Regions from separate parts of the Homo sapiens genome. Here region 2 is linked to region 1. A link is a loop called in an ENCODE intact Hi-C map of the cell type or tissue named here. Cell type or tissue: PC-9. All regions are shown on one strand. Each heading gives the region's core, and the rest is flanking DNA. Links, peaks and the distances in the headings are about the cores only.

Region 1 (11,717 bases), core at 2,164-10,163:
TAGAATGTGTATATTTGTTTGACTTTGTTACCTTCATGGAAGCCAAAAATGGAAACTTTCTTGCTATGAGAAAATAAGCAGTCACTTGGAAATAATTTTTGATTTCTCATTTTATATAAACATTTCTACTTTTGTTCTAATTTTTTTTTGAATATTCATTTTGAGGGCCTAAACATTTAAACAGTTTTTTCCCAGTTACCATTGCTGCATAACAGAGTACCGCAAAACTTGGTAGCTTAATGTGCAGCAGTCATTTAATTATATCTCAGAGTATCTGTGGGTTGGTAATTCAAGAAAAATTCAACAAAAATTCAGCTGGGCAGTTCAGACTCAGAGGCTGACATATGGTTATAGGTAGGCAGTAGCTGGTGCTAGAACAGCTGGAAACAAGCTGGATGTCTCTCTGTTTTGCTCAGGTTGTCTCAGCTATGTGGTCTCTTCATACAGGCTAGTGTGGGTTTCCTTACTGCATGGTGGCCTTAGGAGAATCTGATTGTTGATACGGTGGCTCAGGGGTCCAAGCCAAAGTGTTTCAGCTTATATCTCAGCTTCATCACCTTTAATGACCTAGCCTCAGAAAGACATTCACTGCCACTTTTACCACATTCTGTTGGTTAAAAGCAACTTGCCAATTCACCCAGAATAAAAAAGAGAGGAATTAGACTACCTTTTAGAATTGAAGGTTCTAGAAGAGACTGTGGAATAAAAGGGACAAGATATCTTTGGAATATACTGTTTGCTACACAATTTTTAAGTAAATCAGATACATAATTTATATGCAACATTTTTATGAACATAATCTAACTCAAGTTTTTTTAGTGCCTCTAAAGCATTTTCCCAAGAAAATATGGAAACTGTCTAGATTACCCTGTAATAGAACTACAACAGAAAATGGAAAATAGGTCAGGGATTACACATAGATTTATAAGCATGTAAGATTTATTGAAGACATATTTCTTCACAACTGAGATTTTAAGAATGAAAAAATATGACCTACTCTATTATGAAAACCATTATTTAAGCCAAAATGAGAATTTCATGATGCCTCTCCTCTTACTTAAACCTTTTCTCTGGGCCTATTTGTCACTAGAGCATTGACTGGCTCAGTTCTTTAGATGAATTTGGTAAGGATAAAAAAAATAGTGACTGATGTCTCCAAATGCAACTCCTCAAAAGCAAGAAGATAAACACAACCCATTGAACTTAACAAAATCATGTGTTTGCTAGGATTGATGGAGTGTTAGACAAAATGTTTGAGGTGGTCCTTATTATGCCTTGCATTGCATTATGTAGCTATTATGGGCCATGGAATTCAACGATATTGAAAAGCAGACAAAATACAGGCATAAATTATTTAAATGGGCATACCACTCCCACATTTTTAATGAAAGGAAGAATAAAAGCAAAATTTAACAATATATATTTATTCATGATGGGTATTTATCATTACTTTATGATGGGTAAATAATGAATAGTCATTTACCCATCATAAAGTAAAACTTAATATTTATTTAACATTATTTAATAGTTTAATATTTATTTATGATGGGCATTTATCATTATTTTATAATGGGTAAATATTAATTTACCCTTATAAAGTAAAAGGGTATTTTGCATATATCAACCTTAATTTAGTATTTTATCACACAGGGCAAAGAAATTGTGTTCATATGTCCTAGATTTTATTACATGTTCACTGCAGTAGACTCTGAACTTATTATAAATATCGAGGTATGGGATATTCATTAGCATACATTCTTAACTCATGGAACCAGCTGTAAATGTTATTTTTGGTCCCAGTGCTTTCTCAGTAAATCCCTTTTTCTGGAGTTACCTACAATCCTCATGCAAACACACTTCTAATATTATGATTGTGGTTTGTGGTTGTTTACTCTGTATATGACATCTTAGACATTTAGACTAAAGAGCAAATATCTGGAAGTTAAGAAATCAGAGGTGGGGTATGGACTCTGGGATTATCAGTGGTTCCAAGTGAGATGTGAATTTGGAAGTCATCACCTATGGTGGTGGGACATGGGCAGTTTGGGGGAGGGTTCAAGTAGTACTAAGAGTATAGGATTTGGCATGAGCTGTTATCACATAAAAGTTATCCTTATTCTCCTGAGAGTTAGAATTAGGTTATTTGTGAGTGAGTGAGGTTATTTGTCTTAATGGCTTGCATGTGTATAGATGTGTTTAATTTTGTCAGCAATAACAGATGACTTGGATGTGCATGGTTTGGGGGTAGGTATAAACAGGAAAATTTTTGACAGATATGGGAGACAAAACTGCCAGCATTAGAACAGTTCTACATTCAGGAAACTGTTTTTTTTTTTTTTTTTTTGAGATAGAATCTCGCTTTGTTACCCAGGCTGGAGTGCAGTGGTGCTGTTCAGCCCACAGCAACCTCTACCTCCCGGGCTCAAATGTGCCTCAGCCTGCTGAGTAGCTGGGATTACAGGCAAGTGCCACCACATCTGGCTAATTTTTTTTTTGTAGTTTTAGTAGAGATAGGTTTTCACCATGTTGGCCAGGTTGGTCTGGAATTCCTGACCTCAGGTGATCCGCCCGCCTCCCCCTCCCAAAGTGCTGGGATTACAGGCGTGAGCCACCACGCCTGGGCAGGAAATTCTTTTTAAAAGCATGAAGATTTAAGGTTTGGGAAGGATCATAGATGTTGTCCTAAATTTTAACCTTCCTAAGGGTGATTCTTCTGGCTGTTACCCTAACCTTTTAACAGCCATAGCTTTTGACCCCACAGCCTTTTTATTGTTGTATAATACAACACTTGCCCAGATCTGCCTTTCCTAACCTATCTCCTTTGTTAAGGAGGCATTGCATGGTTGAAAATAAAGCTGACTGCTGGGTGTAAATCCTAGCTCTACCACCTACTTATTGGATATTCTTCGATAAGTAACTTAAGAGCTCTTTGCCTCAGTTGCCATGTACATAAAATGGGAATAACAATAGTCCTTGCTTATGAAGGTATCATGGAATTAACTGAGATAATGTTGCTGGAATAACAGACGTTGGCACATGTACTCAATAAATATTAACTCTGGTCATTGTTATTGTTATTATTTGTAGTGGTATTATTCCAGCCCCTTACTTTTTCCATGGTCCTTCCTATTCCTCCTCCTATGCCTTAGACTTTCTAAGTAGCTCAGTTCTTCATAGGTTTGTCTGACTGGGCATGGCTCTCTGCAGGGCAGAGTAAACTGACTTGGCATTTTGCTTGACTTTCCAACATTCAAATGTTTACCACTGTACCCATTTTGCTTAGAACCTTTCCTGACATGATAAGTATTTATCAAGGAATATTATTTTATGATATCTATTCTGGAGGCTAGATTATTAAGAAAATTAGTATGTCCTAACCTTATATAGGGCAAAAATAGGGGACTGGAATTACAAGAAAATTCTTACACTGTGAGTGGACCAATATAAAGATTTATGAGTTAAGCAGGAAACACACAGCTCAGTGTTTTAGATAACACTTAGGATTCATCTAATCCCATTCCTTACCCAACTAGAGGCTTTTATAACATGCATTTATTCAGTCAATCATTAATACTTATTAAGAACCTATTTTGTGCCAAGCCTTATGTTAGGCGGTGAAGATACATGGTAAGTAAAGCAGATTTGGACCTTGCCCTGATGGAGCTTACAGTGAAATGGGTGCAGCCAATATTAATCAAATAATCATGCAATTATGTGATAGGTACTGTGAAGAAAGCACCTAGGGAAAAATTAGAATAAATAGCAGGGAGAATGAGTCTAGGTTACAGGGAGAGGGAATAGTTATAGTGGTCAGAGAGGAAATTAGCTGAGATTGAAGATTAAATAGGAGCTAACTAGTTGAAAAAAGAAATACGCATTCTAAGGAGAAGGAGAAAGTGTGATGATGTATTTGAAGAACTAAAGAAGACCATCGTGGCTGGAGCCGAGAGAGAGGAACAGGAGTCAGAAATGATGTAGGAGAGGTAAATATAGGTAAGAACTAAATCCATTTCATCCAATGCATTTATCCTATTTTCCACTCTTGAAAATATAAATGTTCCTTGATTTAGGATGAGGTTGCATCCCCAAAAACCCATCTTAGGTGAAAATATTGTAAGTTGAAAATGCATTTAATACACCTAACTTACTGAACATCATATCTTAGCCTAGACTACCTTAAATATGCGCAGAACACTTTTATTAGCCTACAGTTGGGTAAAATCATCTGGCAACACAGTCCACTGTGGAGTGTGGGTTGTTTACCCTCCTGATCACGTGGTTGACTGGATGCTGTGGCTCACTGCTGTTGCCCAGCCTCACGAAAGGGTATAGTGCTGCATATTACTAGCCCAGAAAAAGATCAGAAGTCAAAATTTGAAGTATGACTTTTATTGAACGTGATTCACTTTTACACCATAACAAAGTCTAAATATTGTGTTAATAAGCCAAACCATTATAAGTTGAGGACTGTCTACACAATGGATTGAAGGGAGGGCAAGAAAAGTTAGTAGGAGACTATTAGGAGAGATGCTTCTCAAATTTTAATGTTCCTATAAAGCATCTGGGGGTCTTGTTAAAGTGCAAATTCTGATTTAGTACATCAGATACGAAGCCTGAGAATCTGCCTTTCTAACAAGCCCTCAGTGATGCTGGCGATTCTTGTCCTGAGATTTCACTCTGAGCAATGAGTACCTGGATGAAACTACACTAGTGGTGGTGGAGATGGAAAGGGACAGATTCAAGACAGATTAGAGAAACAAAAGCAACAGAGCCTATTGAAGAAGAAGATGAGAGCCATGGTGAAAAGAGGAGATATCAAGGACGGTGTCTGTATTTCGGGCTTATACAACTGGCTGTGGATAGTGCTACTCACTCCAGAATGCTTAGGGAGTTTAACATATTCTGTTTCGTGCATGAACAAGGAGGCTAGTAGTAGGGTAGAATTCTTGAGAAAAGTGGAAATGGTTTGAAGTTGCTACCAGGGAGTATTGAAGAGAACATGGATTAAGAAAATGTAGAAAGTTTACTATGAAATTTTGAAGATTGGGGATTGGAGACTAGAAATCATAGTATTATCAGTGGGAGAAAGCATAATTTTATCCAACAAAACTTAGCAACCCAGAAGTAGAGAATGTAATAGTTGAATTAGTGTAAGATTTAAATTTTTCTGTGAATGTTGACCAAAGATAGTGTATCATTAGAGTTATCCATGTTAATGAGTGTCATGCCAGAACCTATTGACTTCAATAGGGATGGCACCATGTTTGAGAGGCCAAAGAAGGGACCCAGAGCCGGCAACCAAAACACAGAGTTTATCGAGGGGACTTACATACATGGCAGTCCAGTGGCAGTAGGCCGAACAGAACTGCTACCATTTGTAAAAAAAAAAAAAAAAAAAAAAAAAATGCAGTTTATATAGCATTTTTGCAGTAGGCTGAACAGAACTGCTACTGCTTGTTAAAAAAAATGCAGTTTATATAGCATTTTTGCAGTAGGGAACAGAACTGCTACCACTTATTTAAAAAAATGCAGTTTATATACCATTTTCACTTAGCATCCTCCCCCTAGCAACCTCTACCTGGCAACCTTCATTTAACCCAAAACAAAGGGCCTTGATTCCCTCTATAGCCTGTGTTCCATGGGATGGGCCGGGATTTAGATGTTCCTGATAAATAAGGAATGAATCTCTGGGTTGGCCACTCCCAGATTCTTTAGCTTGGATTCTGAACACACATTCTTTTTATACCATGGAGTCATTCTCCGCATATGCTTAAGTTAAACTCTTGCTATCAGGTACATCTGCCGTACATTCCACCCCAGCATACCCTCGAATGGACCTCACATTCTTTTCATGTCATTCTTCCACTATTTCCCTGGGGCCAGGTATATAAAGAGGAGCATTGCAGTCAGACATTGCAGCAGCAATACAAACTACAACAACAGAAAAAAATAACGTATATAATAATAGTCTTAGAAAGTTTTGTCAAGTGTTGGGGAATTGATTAAACCACATGGTTATAGGGCTGCAAGACAGAGATTCTATAGCAGGAATATGTATACCTAGGGCCTGCATGGCTTGGGTTACATTGCGAGAGTAAATCAGTGATAGATATATCACATTTGGTGTTAATTATTGCTCAGGTTCCACCTGGGCGGCAGTTAAGATGTCCAGGGCCATGTGATTTTGCTAAGAATGGTGCACATCCCACTACCTGTATCTGCTCTGCCATTATCCACCCTGTCCCATCATGTACAGCCTACCCCACAGTGGGGGTAACATTAACTTGCTTCCATACTAGGAGGAAAATATGTTGTCTCATCTTGTTGATGGTGGGAAACTCACTACACGAGGTGCAATTGTCACTAAAGGGAAATAGATGAGGGTCATTATACTAAGTACAGAAGTGGCTCCAGGTACTCAGGTGAGGTGCTTGGAGCAGGCCTGTGATGGAAGAGAGTGGCAGCTCTCTGCAGTCACAACAGTCTGTTTGTTATAGGGAGAGACCAGCATCTGTGCTCAGTCGGTGAAGAGGTTTGCTGCACACCACACCGTCTATGGGTGGACGGGGAGATGTTTAGTGGGTACAAGAAAGGGCAAGTCATGGCCATTTAACAAGACACAAGAAGTTCTGTCATTTTGAGACCAACACCACTGGTAGCAGCCTGGTGCCTGGATTACAATACCAAATGGACTGGCCCCCGCTCTTCAGCACATGGTAGGAGGACAGAATAAGACAATGGAAGTATTAAAATGTTCCGTAATGGGAGGATGACAGTCCTCTTGCACAAGGGAGGACTAACATTCATTATTTTAATCGTACGACGGGGAGTAGGATGTAAAATAGATGTGATCTGTATATTCTGTTCTAGGCCCTTCCTCCATGGAGTGGAAGTACCATACGATTGGGGAATGGTTTGCTATTTCCAGGGCCATTTAATGATGTGCTCCTGGGTAGGTAGTCCTGTGGCAAGGGCAATAGAGGTTTCCTTGAGTCCCAGGTTGGGGCAAAGGTATACTGTCCCTCAAACTGTCTACCTGGATCCCAAGGGTGGCATCTAGTCCTTGTGTCAGGAGAGTGTAAGCGCTGGGGTGATGAGACATGCATGTTCATCCAGGGTACAAGTAGCTGCTGGTAAGTGGCATGTCCATCCACAGAGCCAGAGAACACATCTTCTCCGGAGTCGTTGCATCAACAGTCCGTTCATCCATTCAATCAGCCCCACTGCTGTAGGATTGTGTGGCAGGTGGAAATGTCAGTGAATATCCAGGGCCTCCATCCATTCCTGCACTTTGTGTCTGGTAAAGTGTGAGCCCTGGTTACTGTTGAAATCCGTGGGGATGCCGTAGGTCACACACAGCTGCACTAGTCCTACTATGGTACTTTTCTGTGTGGCATGCTTGCTGGGATATGCCTGCAGTAGCTCTGTGCAGGTGTACACACAAGTCAAGGCATAGCAATCAGGTAGAGGCAAAGGTTCTAGGTAGTCTCCCTGCCACTGTTGCACTGGGCTCTGGCCCCAAGTGATCTGTGCCTATCATGTGGCAAGGGCCTGGAGGCCTCCCTGTGCACAAGTAGAACATTACTGTCAGACACCTACTATGTTTTTATTTAGTAGTAGCAGGCCCCAGTTCTTCACTGTGGCTCAAAGGGTACATTGTCCCCAGTGTCATCTTATGTAGCCAATGGGCCACGTCTTCTGTGGGAACTTCCTCAAGAAGACATATGCAGGCTAGCTCATCTGCCTGTTGATTTCCAGGTGGTGTAGATGCAGTGTGGGCATCCTCATGGTAGACTGTTATATGCATGCCCTGGATATAATGGGGAATGTCCTTCCATGTGTCAGCACCCCAAAGGGGGTGCCCTACTACCATTCAGTTTTACAATCCTGAGCTTCCTATTGCAGTGGCCACCTGGTGAGTCCCTTAAAGGAGGCCTATACCTTACCCATAATGGCAGACAGAACAACATTAGTCTTACTGACCAAGTGAAACAGCAAGGTGGGGGCTGCAGTTTGTAAGCTGGAAAAAGACTCAGAAGTTAGCATGATGTCATCAGTGTAACAGAAACACATACCCGCTCAGGGTGGTTCATCCGCTGAGATCTGTGGCCACTAGGCTAAGACAGATAGTAGGGACTATGTAAATATTCCTGGGGCAAGATGATAAAGGTTCATTGTTCTCCTTCCCAGGTGAATGCAAATTGGTCTTCACTCTCTGGGGCAAGGGGGATGCTGAAGAAGGCATTGGCTAAATCTACAACAAAATGGTATGTGCCAAACGCCTCTCTTATCATCAGATGGGAGGCAGTATTGGAAACAGCTGCATACATTGCAGAGACCACCTTATTTAATTCCCAGTAATCTACTATTGTTCTCCATGTCCCATCAGGCTTCCACAGGGGCCATACAGGGCTGTTTTGTTTGGGGTATGTTCTGGCCCTATAATGCCTAAATTCTTAACAATCCTTGTGATTCCATCATGCCCCCTCACCTGCCTGGCAGTGAGTATTGGTATTGTTTCAGTGCCACTCTTCACCATGGGACTGGCAGCTGTACTACAGTGTCCATTTCACATTTCCCTGAATCCCATGCTTCACCATCCTAACTCTCACTTGAATTCCCAGGCCCATTGTTTAGAGAGTCAGACTTGATAAGTTATCAATTTCCAAGAGGTATTCCAAGATGAGAGCCATGTATACTAAATATGGTTTTGGTAGCGGTCTTCCCACTTACAATGCTAGTTGAACCTGTTGATCACAGCCACCCTCCCTAACCATCTATTGCTATTATAGGCCCTTGGAACTGATGATGAAGGTCACCATGTGTGAGAGTGCATTTGGCTCTTGTATTAGTCTGTTTTCACATTGCTATAAAGGTACTACCTAAGACTGGGTAATTTATAAAGGAAACAGGTTTTATTGACTCATAGTTCCACATGGCTGGGGAGGGTGGAAGGCAAAGAAGAAGCAAGTACTTTCTTCACAAGGCAGCAGGAGAGAGGAGAGCATGTGAAGGAGGAATTGTCAAACACTCACTATCAAGAGAACAGCGTGGGGGAAACCACCCCTGTGATCCAATCACCTCCTACCAGGTCCCTCCCTCGACATGTGGGGATTCTAGGGGTTACAGTTTGAGATGAGATTTGGGTGGGGACACAGAGCCAAACCATATCAGCTTCAGTATCCAGTAAGGGCATGCACAATCTGCCTATTCTTAGGTGACCAATATGTAGCTAGTTCCACCTGTGGCCTCTGACCCCTGGACACCCTGGCAACCACTGCTCTTATTGAGATTCTGGAGCCTTGGCCTTCATCCTAGTCTAACGGGTTGGTGCCTGCTATTCCTCTGCAGAAGGGGTAGTGGGCTGAACTTGAGGCTCCTTAGCGATCCACTGTTCTGGCTTGAGCTTCTGCCCCAGTCTGACCAGAAAAGCATTAGGCTGTTTATCTATTTTCTCAGCAGGTGTCCCTGCCACTACCAGGTCATAACACATTTGTTGCCAGACCACCCTGGTGGATCCTTTAGCTGTCTCCTTTCCTTTGGCTCCTTTGTCTTTCTTGCTGGCAGCGCATACCCTGTGCCTATGCAGTTTCTCCATTTCCCCTAAGTTGGGGGCTGCTTGGGCTGCCCAAGACACTGGCTGTCCTACCAGGGCACTTAGGATAGACACTGGTGAACTATACTATTGGTTGGGTGCCAACTAAGATAGTGTCTTTCATGCTGGCAGTGAAAAGCTCATTGGAGCTTGGTAATGCCCAGCATAGATAGCATGCTTCATCTCTAATTCTTGGGGGATGTCCTGCAATTCCTCCATAGTCTGTAATTACAAAGGAGATGTGAGGATGTTGCTCTCATTTAGCCAGGCTTCCTTGCAGCCCACAGCCACTCAGCTAAGAGGGGGATGGCTGGTCCTCATTATTGGCATCATAGAGGTGCTTCCTCAGGGCCAGGTGGTTTGTGATGGATGCCATTTTAACTCATCTTGAGTCTGGAGAGTATAATACTCTCCGCCCCCATGTCCCATAGATGGAGAAGCCACCACAATAGACTCTCTTCCCTTCTTCCTGAACCTATTTCGCAGCTCCACTAATTCCACGGGCGTGCAGTACTGCATTGTAGTGTGCTGCCGTCTTTTAGATGCGGGCAAGTCTTATGGGGTTACCCCCTGTAAGTGCAGCTGATCAGCTTTTATCTTGATGGTGACTACTGGATGTGCAGCTAGGACAGGAACCTTTATGGGCTCATCTCACCCCTCTCTTTTCTCCCCACTGATAGCACATCATGGGGGTCCCAGGTATCTTGGGGTCCCAGGATGATTTAGTCATAATAGCCCTAACTCATTGCTGTGGGGGTCAGCAACCCTTCAAACAGGCTACCCAACAAGCCAGGGTCTCCATTTTGTCATCCCGTGTCCATAGGTGAGACAGCAAGGTCTCTGATGTTTCAGCCTGAGCTAATCTGGCATCTCTTTCTAGTCATAGCTCATCTTGTAACTGACCAATCCCCACCTATGCTGCAAGCTCAGCTTCAGTGACTGCTCAGAGTGCAGTCAGAAACAGCCAGTGAACCACAGTTGCCACTACTCAGGCATCTGACCCTTGCTCAGTCAGTTTCAACCCCTGTAACAGCTCTTTCTGAACCTTCAGTGTTTTCAGGGCATCCCTGTACTCATGCGGTGGGAACCAACCATCAAGGACAGCAGCTGTTGTCCTTGATGGATGGAAAGCAGGCAGAGACAGAGACCCACATAGACATGGATGGCCAGCCCAGGATTTGCCCCATGGATTTCCCCTTCCCCAATCCCATCATCTTGATGCTCATAGGATTTTCTTTGATGCCCTAGTTGTCATGTCAATTGTTATGCCAAACCCCTATTGACTTCAAATAGGGATGGCACCATGGTCAAGAGGACCCAGTGTTTATTGAGGGGACTTACATACAGGGGACTCCAGTGGCAGTGAGCTGGACAGGAGAACTGCTACCGCTTGTAAAAAACATGCAAGTTTATATGGCATTTTCACTTAGCATCCTCTCCCTAGCAAAACCTCTACAAAAACCTCTACCTGGCAACCTTCATTTAACCCAAAAAGGGGACTTGATCCCTTGTACAGACTGAATTCCATGGGATCAACCGAGGTCTGGTATTCCCCGTAAATAAGAAATGAGTCTCTGGGTTGGCCACTTCCAGATTTCTCTGCTTGGAATTGCAAACACACATTCTTTTTATACCATAGGGCCATTCTTAGGGTTAACCTATTGCTTTCAGGAGCATCTGCTGTACAATGAAAGAATGCTGGAGGTAGGGACTAAAAGGAGGATTAGGAATCAATAGATAAGGAGAAAGGGGACAGAGAGAGGGAAGAACATGATCTGTTTCAGTGGTCACCAAACTATAGCCTGTGTGCCAAACTCAACTCACTGCTTATGTATGTACATCAAGTTTATTGGAACAGACTTGCCTATTGGTTTAGTATTCATCCTCTGTGGCTGCTTTTGCACTAGAATGGCAGAATTGAGTAGTTGCAACAATAGGTTGGCAAAGCCTAAGATATTTGCTCTCTGATCTGTTATAGACAAAGTGTGCTAACCCTTGGTCGGTTTCATCTTCTTCATTTCTCTTACTGAGGTCAAAGAACATACATAATGTCTAAGGGAAAAGAATAGGAAGATGAGGTAAAATAGAAAAGAGCAAAAGTTTCTAGGGGTTACCACAGCCC
Region 2 (11,717 bases), core at 1,785-9,784, 97 kb after region 1:
AAATGTTTAGAAATGACAGGTATCTGTTCACAAGCTGGTTTATAGTAAGAACATGCCTCGTTCCCCATAAGAAAATCTACCTTTTCAGTGACTGCATAGGGAGAAATATAGGATTCTAGTGTGTTAATATTTAGAGTGATTACTTTTGCTATAAATCAATAAGCTGTAGTGATAGAAAGTATCACTGTTTCTTTTTCAGCTCTGCTGTGTGGAACCCTAGAGGTTTTGCAGGAGGTGCTTTGAGATCCTCACATAAGTTTTTGGCTGGATGGGGGAGCAGGACAGGAATCCGTCAGGGCTTGGTTCCCCAGCTTCAGCCTAAGCTATTGGGTATACATGTTGAATTCGAAAGTTAAAAAAGACTCAGTAAAGAAGGTAATAAAAATGTGAAAACTATTAATCTGAGAGAATCAGTTATTTTAATAAAACAAAGCCTGTATATGTATATTTCTCTTGGAAGACTTAAGTTCATAAGTGTATTGGCTATTATCAGCTTCATGGAGACCCTTGCTGTGTTTTCAGTATTCACAGCAATGCAATGTTTTCATGCACCTGAAGTGTTCATCAACACAGCAGAGGAATCTAACCTGTCTGGCCTGAATCATTTGGCATCTATTCCATGCTCAAATTTTTGTGGTAATTATGAGTGTGAAGTGATAATTTGTTGTTGAGTTTTGTCCTGGGGCTGAGTCATTTAATTCTTTTTTTTAAATCATGTTTTAAAATTTTTTGTTAGTAAACAGACCAGGTGTTGTTTCATAGTAACTGCATTATATTCGCTGAACACTGAAGCAAAAATTGAAGCAAAACAAAAGCCACTACACTTCTGTCTGTGCTACCTTCCTAACCATAGTAACTGTGTCTATTGTAAGTAGAAGAGAAGAAGGAGCAGTTTAAGCTTAGGATCTGGGGGCTGCTGAAGCCAAGAACTTTTGAGGTACCTTGTCACTACTGGCAGCAGAAACATGGAAGTTTTAGCTTAGAGGCAAGCAAAGCGAAGTTTAGTGCTTTCCTGATTCCTCTTGTTCTCCTATTTAGGGATAACCTGGCTGCCCCTACTCCATGCATCACATGCCAAGAAGTTCAGGCAGTGACAGGAGATGCTATCATTAGCTTTGATTCTCTCCATAACCTCCTGGTTTTAGATAGGAGTGCTATGGTTACAGGAAGATGGCAAAATGAAAAATAAGACAAATCAACCAGAAGATACCAGAAAATAGGAGAAAATGAGATAAGGAACTATGAACTGGAAAGCAAAACAAGTGAATTATTTGTAGCAGTCAAAGTTTCTAGACATTTTGGAGGAAATTGAATCTTAGGAAACTGTTCTGAAAGGAGTTATGAATATGAATAAACAGGAAAGAGTGACATTTAAGGCTGGGGGACTGCAAGTGCAAAAGCTTATAGTGGAAATGAACCATAGATATTGACCATGAAAAGGTATGTAGGGCTGAGAAATAAGTAGGCAAGAATACAGAGGTTGGCAATAGTAGAGCTCAGTTTTAGACTTTGCTACTAAAATTATAATCATTAGTAAACTGATAATCTCTCTAAGGTAACAGATAAAATGTTTTTTTATTCTTCCTTGATAAGGCTTGGGAATTTAATGAGTATAAGAGTGATCATTTTCTTGGTCCCTGAAACAGGGAGGAAAAATTAGTATTATTAATGCTAAAGTAGGAGCCTTCTAATCACATGTTTCTTTTGTTCCCTCTTTCTCAGGCTACAATTGGCAGACATGAGTAATAATAATCAGGAAGAAGAAGAGAGAGTGAGCACGGGAGAAACGTGTGATTAGAAGGCTCCTAGCATAGCTAATGCTAACTTTCCTCCCTATTTAGGGGGATCAAGTTCTCAAGATTCTTATGGGTACATTCTTTAAGAGTAGTTCTCTCTAGAAGGGTTGAAAATTACCTCCTTGGTATAATGGCCAATATTTGGATGATGGGTATACTAGAAGCCCAACCCCCACCAGTATGCAGGTAATACTCATGTAACAAACAAGCACATGTACCCCCTGAATCTACATTTTTTAAAGAATAGTTCTCAAATTGATGTCCCTGAACTAGCAGCATCAGTACCACATGAGGACTTGTAAGAAAGGCCAGTTTTCAGGCCTCCTCCTAGGCGTACAGAAGCATAAACTCTGAAGTGGAACCCACCAGTCTGTGTTTTAATAAGCCTTCCAGGTGATTCTCATGCACACTAAAATCGAAAAACACTGCCTTAAAGCTTTTTTTCAATATAAAAGTACTCCAGAAAATAGAAAGTTGATGCATTTTTCTTCCAAGCTCCTTTTCTCAATGCTTTACAATTTTCTGATTAAATCTAGGAGAAATAAAAAGAACCCAATCAGGTGGTACTAGGCTTTCAACACACACTATTCTTCCTTTGAAAAAGAAAGGCGTAGCTGTGCTCCAGACCTAAAAACAGCAACTGCAAGAGCACCCAGCTGGGGTGCATCAGGTGCAGCATCAGTCCCTGCCTTGGATTTACAAACCCAGAAAGAATATTTTTTAAATCAATTATTAACCGGAGACTCAGAAGTCTTCTATTTGACAGAGCTTCAGAAACTGAATCATTAATTATATCCAAGACAAACATATAGCTGTTGATGCTGAACTTTTAAGAGAATTTAGCAGCTGTTTATTAAATGCCAAGAGAAAATTGGTAGTTGCAACTTTGGGGATCAAATAAAAATGGCAAAGGTAACAGACACCACACTAAAAGGGGGACAAGTGGAAATATGAAGGCTGTAGTCACTAAATGTAAGGAGAACTGAGATGCAGCTTTTTGTAAAGAGGAGGGAGAGTGGAGTGAGAGTCACAGCAAGAAATAAGAGGCAGATGAGGGGAGCGGGAGTCTAATTACAATAAAAACTGATTGATTGGGCCAGGTGCGGTGGCTCACGCCTATAATCCCAGCATTTTGGGAGGCTAAGGCAGGAGGATTTCTTGGGCCCAGAGGTTCAAGATGAGCCTGGGCAACATAGCGAGACCCTGTCTTCCCAGAAAATAAAAAAAATTAGCCGGGCCTGGCAGCATGCAACTGTGGTACCAGCTACTCAGGAGGCTGAGGTGAGAAGATTGTTTGATCCCAGGAGTTAAAGGCTGCAGGGAGCTATGATCGCACCACTGCACTCCAGCCTGGGTGACACAGTGGGACACTGTCTGAAAAAAACAAACCTAATTGATTCATTGATTAATATGTCTTTTAGAGAAAGCCCCATCTCTACTAAAAATACAAAAAATTAGCCCGGCGTGGTGACATACACCTGTAGTCTCAGCTACTCAGGAGGCTGAGGCGAGAGAATCGTTTGTACCTGGGAGGTGGAGGTTGCAGTGAGCCAAGATTGTGCCACTGCACTCCAGCCTGGGTGACAGAGCAAGACTCTGTCTCAAAAAGAGAAGGAGAGTAAGACTAGCTATAAAACATACTGTCATAAAAAACCATAAAATGTAGATATCCTTGTATTACTAGTAACTAACATTTTGAGTTCTCATTGTGTGCCAAGCATTGTACTAAGTACTCTCATTTGATTCCCACAATAGCCCTATGAAACAAACACTATTATTACTATCTCTGCTTAAGAGATGAGGAAACTGAGGTTCTTAGAAGGGAAGTTACACAGCTAATATGTAAGCCTCTAGGATTTGAACCAGACAATCCTACTCCAGGATCTGAGTTCTTCACATATAAACTCCTCAATTTATCAGATCTCCAAGATGATTAAATACTATTCTATATGCTATCGTCCTTTTAAAATAATTGTCTTATTATTGTTTTCTGATTATAAAATGAATATGCGATCATTGCATCTAACTCAGAAAATTCAAAAATGTTTATAAAATAAAGATCATTCTTGGTCCCATCACCCAGAGATTACTGATGGTAACTAACATGTGCTGTACTTTATTTTTATACTTGGTGCCTCAGAACCATCTAAGGTGCCCTTTAGCAGGAAATCAGCTCCAGCCCAGACAGTCTGATTCCCTAGGTCTGGGTAAGGTCAAGGCTTGTGTATTTTCAATAAGTACCTCTTCTACAGAGCCATAGTTCAAGCCCAGTGCTAAAAACACTGTTCTATAACTTACAAGCCCGGTTCTAAAAACACTGTTCTATAACAGATTTTCAAAAATTTCTGTGCAGAATATCCTGTATTTAGTTTATCTCTAGATTCTAGAGCACCTTGATTTTTCCCATTAAAGCTATTTTATTTTAGAACCAGGAAAATACCTAATACAGAAGTAGTTTTCAAACATTAGTCTGCATCAGGATTACTTAGAGGACTTGTTAAAACATGGACTACAGAGTTTCTGATTTGTTAGGTCTGGGATGGAGCCCAATAACATGCATTTTTAACAAGTTCTGGGATATTGCTTCTCCTGCTGGTACAAGGACCACACTTTAAGAAACACTATATAATAGAGAATACTTCCAAATAAGAGTTCCTGGTAGAAACTCTTCTTATCGTCTTTGGAAATCCCTTAAGATTCAAGTACAAGATCCTGACCTTGATGCCATCATTTAGAAACAAATTTAGTGACATATACTAGCATGATTAATATCATCCCTTCCTCAGGAACTCCATATGTGAAAACTATTCAGCTGCTTCCATGTCTCTATGACAGCAGTAAAAGTGTAACAAGAAAAGGATAGCTGCTGACGTTGTCAGCTAAAAAATCTTAAATGTCCAGATGATTGTTGGTAGTGATGGAAGGGACAGGAGGACAAGGTCAGTTGCACCCAATAGCAGGCATAACACCTATCACAGAAGTCTAATATGTGACATTTCTTAAGTAGGACAAATACCAGAGGAGGATGTTGATGCTACTGGCAGTTTTTATGAATTATACATGATGCACTATTTTAAAATTCAGCAGAAAACTGCCATTTACCCTCTATAATAAAAGGTATTGTATGAAAAATGAAGTGCTGGGTGTGTAAATATGAGATGCTACTGATATAATGGATCTTAAGCATACTTCACACTTCTCTTTGCTCTCTAGCCCCTGACGGAAGACCAAGCTTTTAAGAGTAGGGTTGACCTTTGGAAATCCAGCAGAAGCATTCATGAACTAGATACCTCAGTACTGTCAATCTGTGCTTTCATACCAGCAACCAAATTCTAAATGTAACTCTACCATTTTATTGGCTTTTGGCTTTACCTCCTTGATACTGGAGTAATACAAGTGTATAGCTATATTTGGCATTTGACATTTACTTGTCAATCAGCAGAAAAACAGAAAACCCCTTTCAGACAATATAATTTACCCTAGAAGTTTAAATGTTAAAATTAGAAATGTTCATTATGACTACAAACTGCTAAAAGTCATCTAGGAAAATTCATTCATTTATGATTCAGTCAACAAGTATCTATAGAGCACTTCCAACATTCCAAGCATTGTTGTAGATTCAGGGGATAGAACAGTGAGAAAAAAAATACAGAAGTGGAGCAAGGTGGCCGACTAGAAGCCCTCGTCAGTTGCTCTCCCCACAGGAACACCAAATTGAACAACTATTCACACAAAAAACACCTTCATAAAAGCAAAAAATCCGGGGAGTGATCACAGCTCCTGATTTTAACTTCATATCACTGAAAGAGGCACTGAAGAGGGTAGGAAAGATAATCTTGAGTAGCCAGCACCACCCTTCCTCCATCCCTTGGCAGCAGCCGTGTGTCACAGAAAGAGAATCTGTGCATTTGCGGGAGGGAGACCATAGTGATATAGGACTTTGCATTGGAACTCAGTGCTGCCCTGTCACAACAGAAAACAACACCAGGCAGAACTCAGCTGGCGCCCAAGGAGGGAGCGTTTAGACCAGCCCTAGCCAGAGGGCAATCATACATCTCAGCAGTCAGAAGCTGAGTTCTGGCAAGCCTTGCCACCACAGAATAAAGTGTTCTGGGGTTCTAAATAAACTTAAAAGGCAGTCTAGGTCACCAAGAATGCAATTCTTGGGCAAGTCCTGGTGCTAGTGAGGAATGAGCTGGGTTGGCCAAGGAAGTGCTTGCACTACCCCTCCCCCAATCACAGACAGTGCAGTTTGCAGTTTTGGAGAGACTCCTTTCCTCCACTTGAGAGAAGAAGGAAGAGTAAAGAGGACTTTCTTTTGCAACTTGGACACCAACTCCACCATAGTAGGATAGGGCACCAAGCAGAGTCCTAAGGCCCCATTCTAGTCCTTAGCTTCTGGATGACATTTCTAGACACACCCTGGTTCAGAAGGGGAACCTACTGCCTTGAAGGAAAGGACCCAGACCTGTCAGGATGCATCACCTGCTGACTAAAGAGCCCTTGGGCCCTGAATAATCAGCAGTGACCCAGGTAGTACTTGCCGTGGGCCTTGGGTGAGACTCAGAGATGGGCCTTGGGTGAGACTCAAAGATGTGCTGGCTTCAGGTGTGATCCATTACATTCCCAGCTGTGGTCGCTATGGAGAGACACTCCTGCTTGAGAAAAGGAGAGGGAAGAGTAAAGGAGACTTTGTCTTGGAGCTTAGGTACCAGCTCGGCCACAGTTGGTAGAACACCAAGAGGGCTCTTGGGTCCTCAGTTCCAGGGTTTGGCTCTGGAAAAGCATTTCTGGACCTTCCCTGGGCCATAGGGGAGCCCATTGCCCAGAAGGGAGAATCCCAGGCTTGGCCGCATTCACCATGAGATCACTGAAGAGCTCTTAAGATTTGAGTGAACATTGGCAGTAGCCAGCCGATACTTGTTGTGGATATAGGACAGTGATGGCTACAGGGAGAGACTCTTCTGCTTATGCGAAGGGAAAGGAAGAATGGGAAAGATTTTTTTCTTGTGGCTTGGCTTTCAGCTCAGCCTCATAGCATAGAACACCAAGTAGATTCCTAAGGTTTCTGACTCAGATCCTGGCTCCTGGATGGCATCTCTAGACGTTCCCAGGGCTGCAGAGAACTCACTACTTTGAAGGGAAGGACATAAGCCTGGCTGGCTTTGCCGCCAGCCCACCTGGGGCTGATTTTAGAGCCCCAGGGCATTGAGCAAACATAGGTGATAGCCAGGCAGTGGTTACTGCAGGCCTTCTGCAAGACCCAGCACCATGCTGGCTTCAGGTCTGACACAGCGCAGTCCCAGTGGTGGTGCTTGTGTCACCCATCCCCCAGCTCCAGATAACTCAGCACAGAGAGGGAGAGACTCCATTAGTTTGTGAGAAAGTAAGGGAAGAGAACAAGAGTATCTGCCTGATAATCCAGAGAATTCTTTTACATCTTATCCAAGACCACCAAGACAGTGCCCCTACAAGTCTGCAAGAGCTACAGCATTACTGGGCTTGGAGTGCCCCTTAATTCAGACAGGCTGCAGAGACCAAAAACTTAGATTACAACAGCCAAGTTCTTCAAATACTTGGAAAGCCTCTCCAAGAAGGATGCATACAAACAAACTCAGACTGTGAAGACTGCAATAAATACTTAGCTCTTAAATACCAGACACTGGCAAACATCCACACGCATTAAGGCCATCCAGGAAAACATGACCTCACCAAACAAACTAAATAAGGCATCAAGGACCAATCCTGGAGAGATAGAGATATATGACCTTTCAGACAGAGAACTAAAAATAGCAGTTTTGAAGAAACTCAATGAAATTTAAGATAACACTGAAAAGGAATTCAGAATCCTAGGAGGTAAATTTAACAAATAAATTAAAATGATTAAGAATCAGAAATTCTGGAATTAAAAAATGCAATTGAAATACTGCAGTATTTATCAGAATCTCTCACCAGACTAAACAAAAGAACAAGAAGAGGAGAAGAAGTAGGAGGTGGAAGAGGAGATGGGGGAGAATAAGAAGGGAGAGAAAGGGAAGGAGGAAGAGACCCAAATAAATAAAATTAGAGGTGGAAAAGGAGACATTACAATCGATACCACAAAAACTCAAGGGATCATTAGAGGCTACTATCAGCAACTATATGCTGATAAATTGGAAAGCCTAGAATAAATCAATAAATTCCTAGACACATACAACCTACCAAGATTGAACCATGAGGAAATTCAAAACCTGAACAGACCAATAACAAGTAATGAGATCAAAGCCATAATAAAGTCTCCCAGCAAAGGAAAGCCTGAGACAACTGATGAATTTTACTAAACATTTAAAGAACTAATACCAATCCTATTCAAACTATTCAAAACAAATAGGAGGAGGAAATACTTCCAAACTCATTCCACGAGGCCAGTATTACCCTGATACAAAAACCAGTCAAAGACACATCAGTAACAGAGAACTATCGGCCAATATTCCTGATAAACGTGGATGCAGAAAACCTCAACAAAATGTTAGCAAACTGAATTCAATGACAATGATAAAAATTATCCATGATGACCAAGTGGGGTTTATCCCAGGGATTCAAGGATGGTTTAACATACGCAAATCAATCAATGTGATATATCAAGAGAATGAATGACAAAAACCATAAACCATATGATCATGTCAACTGATGCTGAAAAAGCATGTGATAACATTCAACATCTCTTCGTGATAGAAACCTTCAAAAAACTGGATATGAAAAGAGTATACTTCAACACAATAAAAGCCATATATGACAGACCCACAGCTAGTATCAAAATGAATGGGGAAAAACTGAAATCCTTTTCTCTAAAATATGGAACATGAAAAGGATGCTTACTTTCACCACTGTTATTCAACATAGTACTGGAAGTCCTAGACAGAGCAATCAGACAAGAGAATAAAAGAAAGGGCGTCTAAATTGGAAAGGAAGAAGTCAAATTATCCTTGTTTACAGATGATATAATCTTATACTTGGAAAATCCTAAAGAGTCCACCAAAAAACTAGTACAACTGATAAACAAATTCAATAAAGTTGCAGGATACAAAATCAACATACAAAAATTAGTAGCACTTCTATATGCCAAAAGAGATCAATCTAAAAATGAAATCAAGAAAATAATCTTATTTACAATGGCTACAAATTAAATACCTAGGAATTAACCAAGGAAGTGAAAGATCTCTACAATGAAAACTATACAACATTGAAGAGTAGACACACAAATACACACACAGGGAAAGATATTTCATGTTCATGGATTGGAATAATCATATTGTTAAGATGTCCATACTACCCAAAGCAATCTACAGAGTCAATGCAATCCCCAGCAAAATATCAATGATATTCTTCACAGAAATAGAAAAACTATCCTAAAATTTACATGAAATCACAAAAGACCCAGATTAGCCAATGATATCCTGAGCAACAGAAGCAAAACTAGAGAAATCACAGTATCTAACTTCAAATTATATTACAGATCTATAGTAACCAAAACAACAAGATACTGGCATAAAAATAGACACATAGACCAATGGAACAGAATAGAGATCCTAGAAACAAATCCATTAAGTCTGTAGGGAACTCATTTTGACAAAAATGCAAAGAACAGAGATTGGGGAAAGAATAATCTCTTCAATAAATTGTGCTGAGAAAATTGAATATACATATGCAGAAGAATGAAACTAGACCCCTATCTCTTGCCATATACAAAAATAAAATCAAAATGAATTAAAGACTACGACCTTAACCTATGAAACTAGTAAAATAAAACATAGGGGAAACTATCCAAGACAATGGATTAGGCAAAGATTTCTTGAGTAATAGCCAACAAGCACAGGCAACCAAAGCAAAAATGAACAAATGAGATCATACCAAGTTAAAAAGCTTCTGTACAGCAAAGCAAACAATCAACAAGGTGAGGAGATTACCCACAAAATGGAAGAAAATATTTGCGAAGTATCCATCTGACATGGGATTAATAACCAGAATATATATGGAACTCAAGCAATTCTATAGAAAAATTCTGATTAAAAATGGGCAAAAGATCTGAATAGACATTTCTCAAAGGAAGACATACAAATGGCACACAAGTATATGAAATGGTGCTCAACATCATTGATCATCAGAGAACTGCAAATCAAAACTGCAATGAAATATCTCCAGTAAAAATGGCTTTTATTCAAAAGACAGGCAAGAACAAATGCTGGCAAGGATATGGAGAGAAGCGACTCTTTGTACACTGTTGGTGGGAATGCACATTAGTACAGCTACTATGGAGGATAGTTTGTAGATTTCTCAAAAAACTAAAAATAGAGCTACCATGTGATTCAACAATCCCACTGCTAGGTATATAACCAAAAGAAAGGAAATCAGTCTATGGAGGAGTTTCCTGTGCTCCCATGTTTATTGCACCACTGTTCACAATAGCCAAGATTTGGAACCAACCTAAGTGTCCATTGACAGATTAATGGATAAGAAAATGTGGTACATATACACAATGCACAATGGAGTACTAATCAGTCATAGAAAAGAATGAGATCCTGTCATCTGCAACAACATGGATGGAGCTGGAGGACATTAAGTGAAATAAGCCAGGCACAGAAAAGCAAACGTCACATGTTCTCACATATCTGTGGGAGCTAAAAATTAACACAATTGAACTCATGGAGACAGAGAGTAGAATGATGAGTGGTCACCAGAGGCTGGGAAGGGTAGTAGGGTTGGGGAGGGGAAGTGGGGATGGTTAATGGGTACAAAAATGTAGTTAGATAGAATGAATACAATCTAGTATTTGATAGCACAACCGAATGATTACAGTTTACAATAATATCATACTCTTATAAAGAGTATAATAAGATATTTGTAACACAAAGAAAGAATAAATGCTCAAGGTGATGGATATCCCATTTACCTTAATATTATTATTAGGCATTATATTTCTATATCAAAATATCTCATGTACCCCATAAATATATACACCTACTTTGTACTCATAAAAATTTTTTTTAAAGAAAATAAAGCCAGGTCATTTGAAATTAAATACACACACACACACACACACACACACACACACACACACACACACACACACACAGTCTTGGCCCTTCAGGAACTTACATTGTAATGGTGATGAGGTCTGTCTTATTCTCATCTTTGAGAACTTTGCTATGTAAAAAACCAACAGTGAGTCATCACTTAGGGGCTTGTTAAAATGCAGAGTCTCAGGTCCATTTCCAGATGTCCTGAAACAGAATCTGTATGTTATTTTATGATATCCCCGAGTGATTTGCATCCACATTAAAATCTGAGAATCGCTGTTCTAGAAAAGAGCCTGAGGTAAAGATTAAAATTCTGATTTTATTTAGAAGCACAAGCCCAGGAGAGTAAAAATAGGGGAAAAGATAAATGAAGAAAAGGAAGCTGTAAAACGATGAAATATTGTGCTGGCTATGACTTCAAAATGAGTCTGGAAGGGGCACAGCAGGTCACTCAGCAGGTGGGTTTGTTCTGCATGTGAAACTTCTCCTTCTGCACACAGTTGGCAAGGAAGATTTCCACCAAACTCTTTCTCCTGAATCCTGCTTTCTACAGATTGAAGTTCACACCACTGCATGGTTTCTGCACCCCTTCTATTCTGGATTACTAAGTCCAGCTCTGAAAGTGGAACAGCAGGTGCAGACCAAGAAAAAGAAAAAGAAGGGAGCAGTTAAGAGTTTCTGAGAAGGGCCTGCACAGTGGCTTATGCCTGTAATCCCAGCATTTTGGGAGGCTGAGGTGGGTGGATCAGCTGAGGTCAGGAGTTCAAGACCAGCCTGGCCAATGTGGTGAAACCCCATCCCTACTAAAAATATGAAAATTAGCTGGGCATGGTGGTGCACGCCTGTAATCCCAGCTACTCGGAGA

The links. Peaks named below come from ENCODE experiments on the same cell type or tissue, not always from the same donor. Only the 100,000 strongest peaks of a DNase experiment are listed, where the experiment ranks them.
Region 2: a loop joins it to region 1, with 6 times the contacts of the local background. A loop is called at or near these places in 2 of 110 quality-filtered maps.

Annotation. Positions count from the first base shown.
Region 1 is chr2:179,705,570-179,717,286 of GRCh38, reverse strand. The region is part of intron 3 of ZNF385B (zinc finger protein 385B); the gene reads left to right. Among named protein-coding and RNA genes, the nearest start is that of MIR1258, 150 kb to the left of the region's middle. In PC-9, for the core only: no CTCF peak of the experiment used is centred there; a DNase peak (open chromatin) is centred at 5,726.
Region 2 is chr2:179,608,034-179,619,750 of GRCh38, reverse strand. All of the region lies in intron 3 of ZNF385B (zinc finger protein 385B), which reads left to right. Among named protein-coding and RNA genes, the nearest start is that of MIR1258, 250 kb to the left of the region's middle. In PC-9, for the core only: no CTCF peak of the experiment used is centred there; no DNase peak of the experiment used is centred there.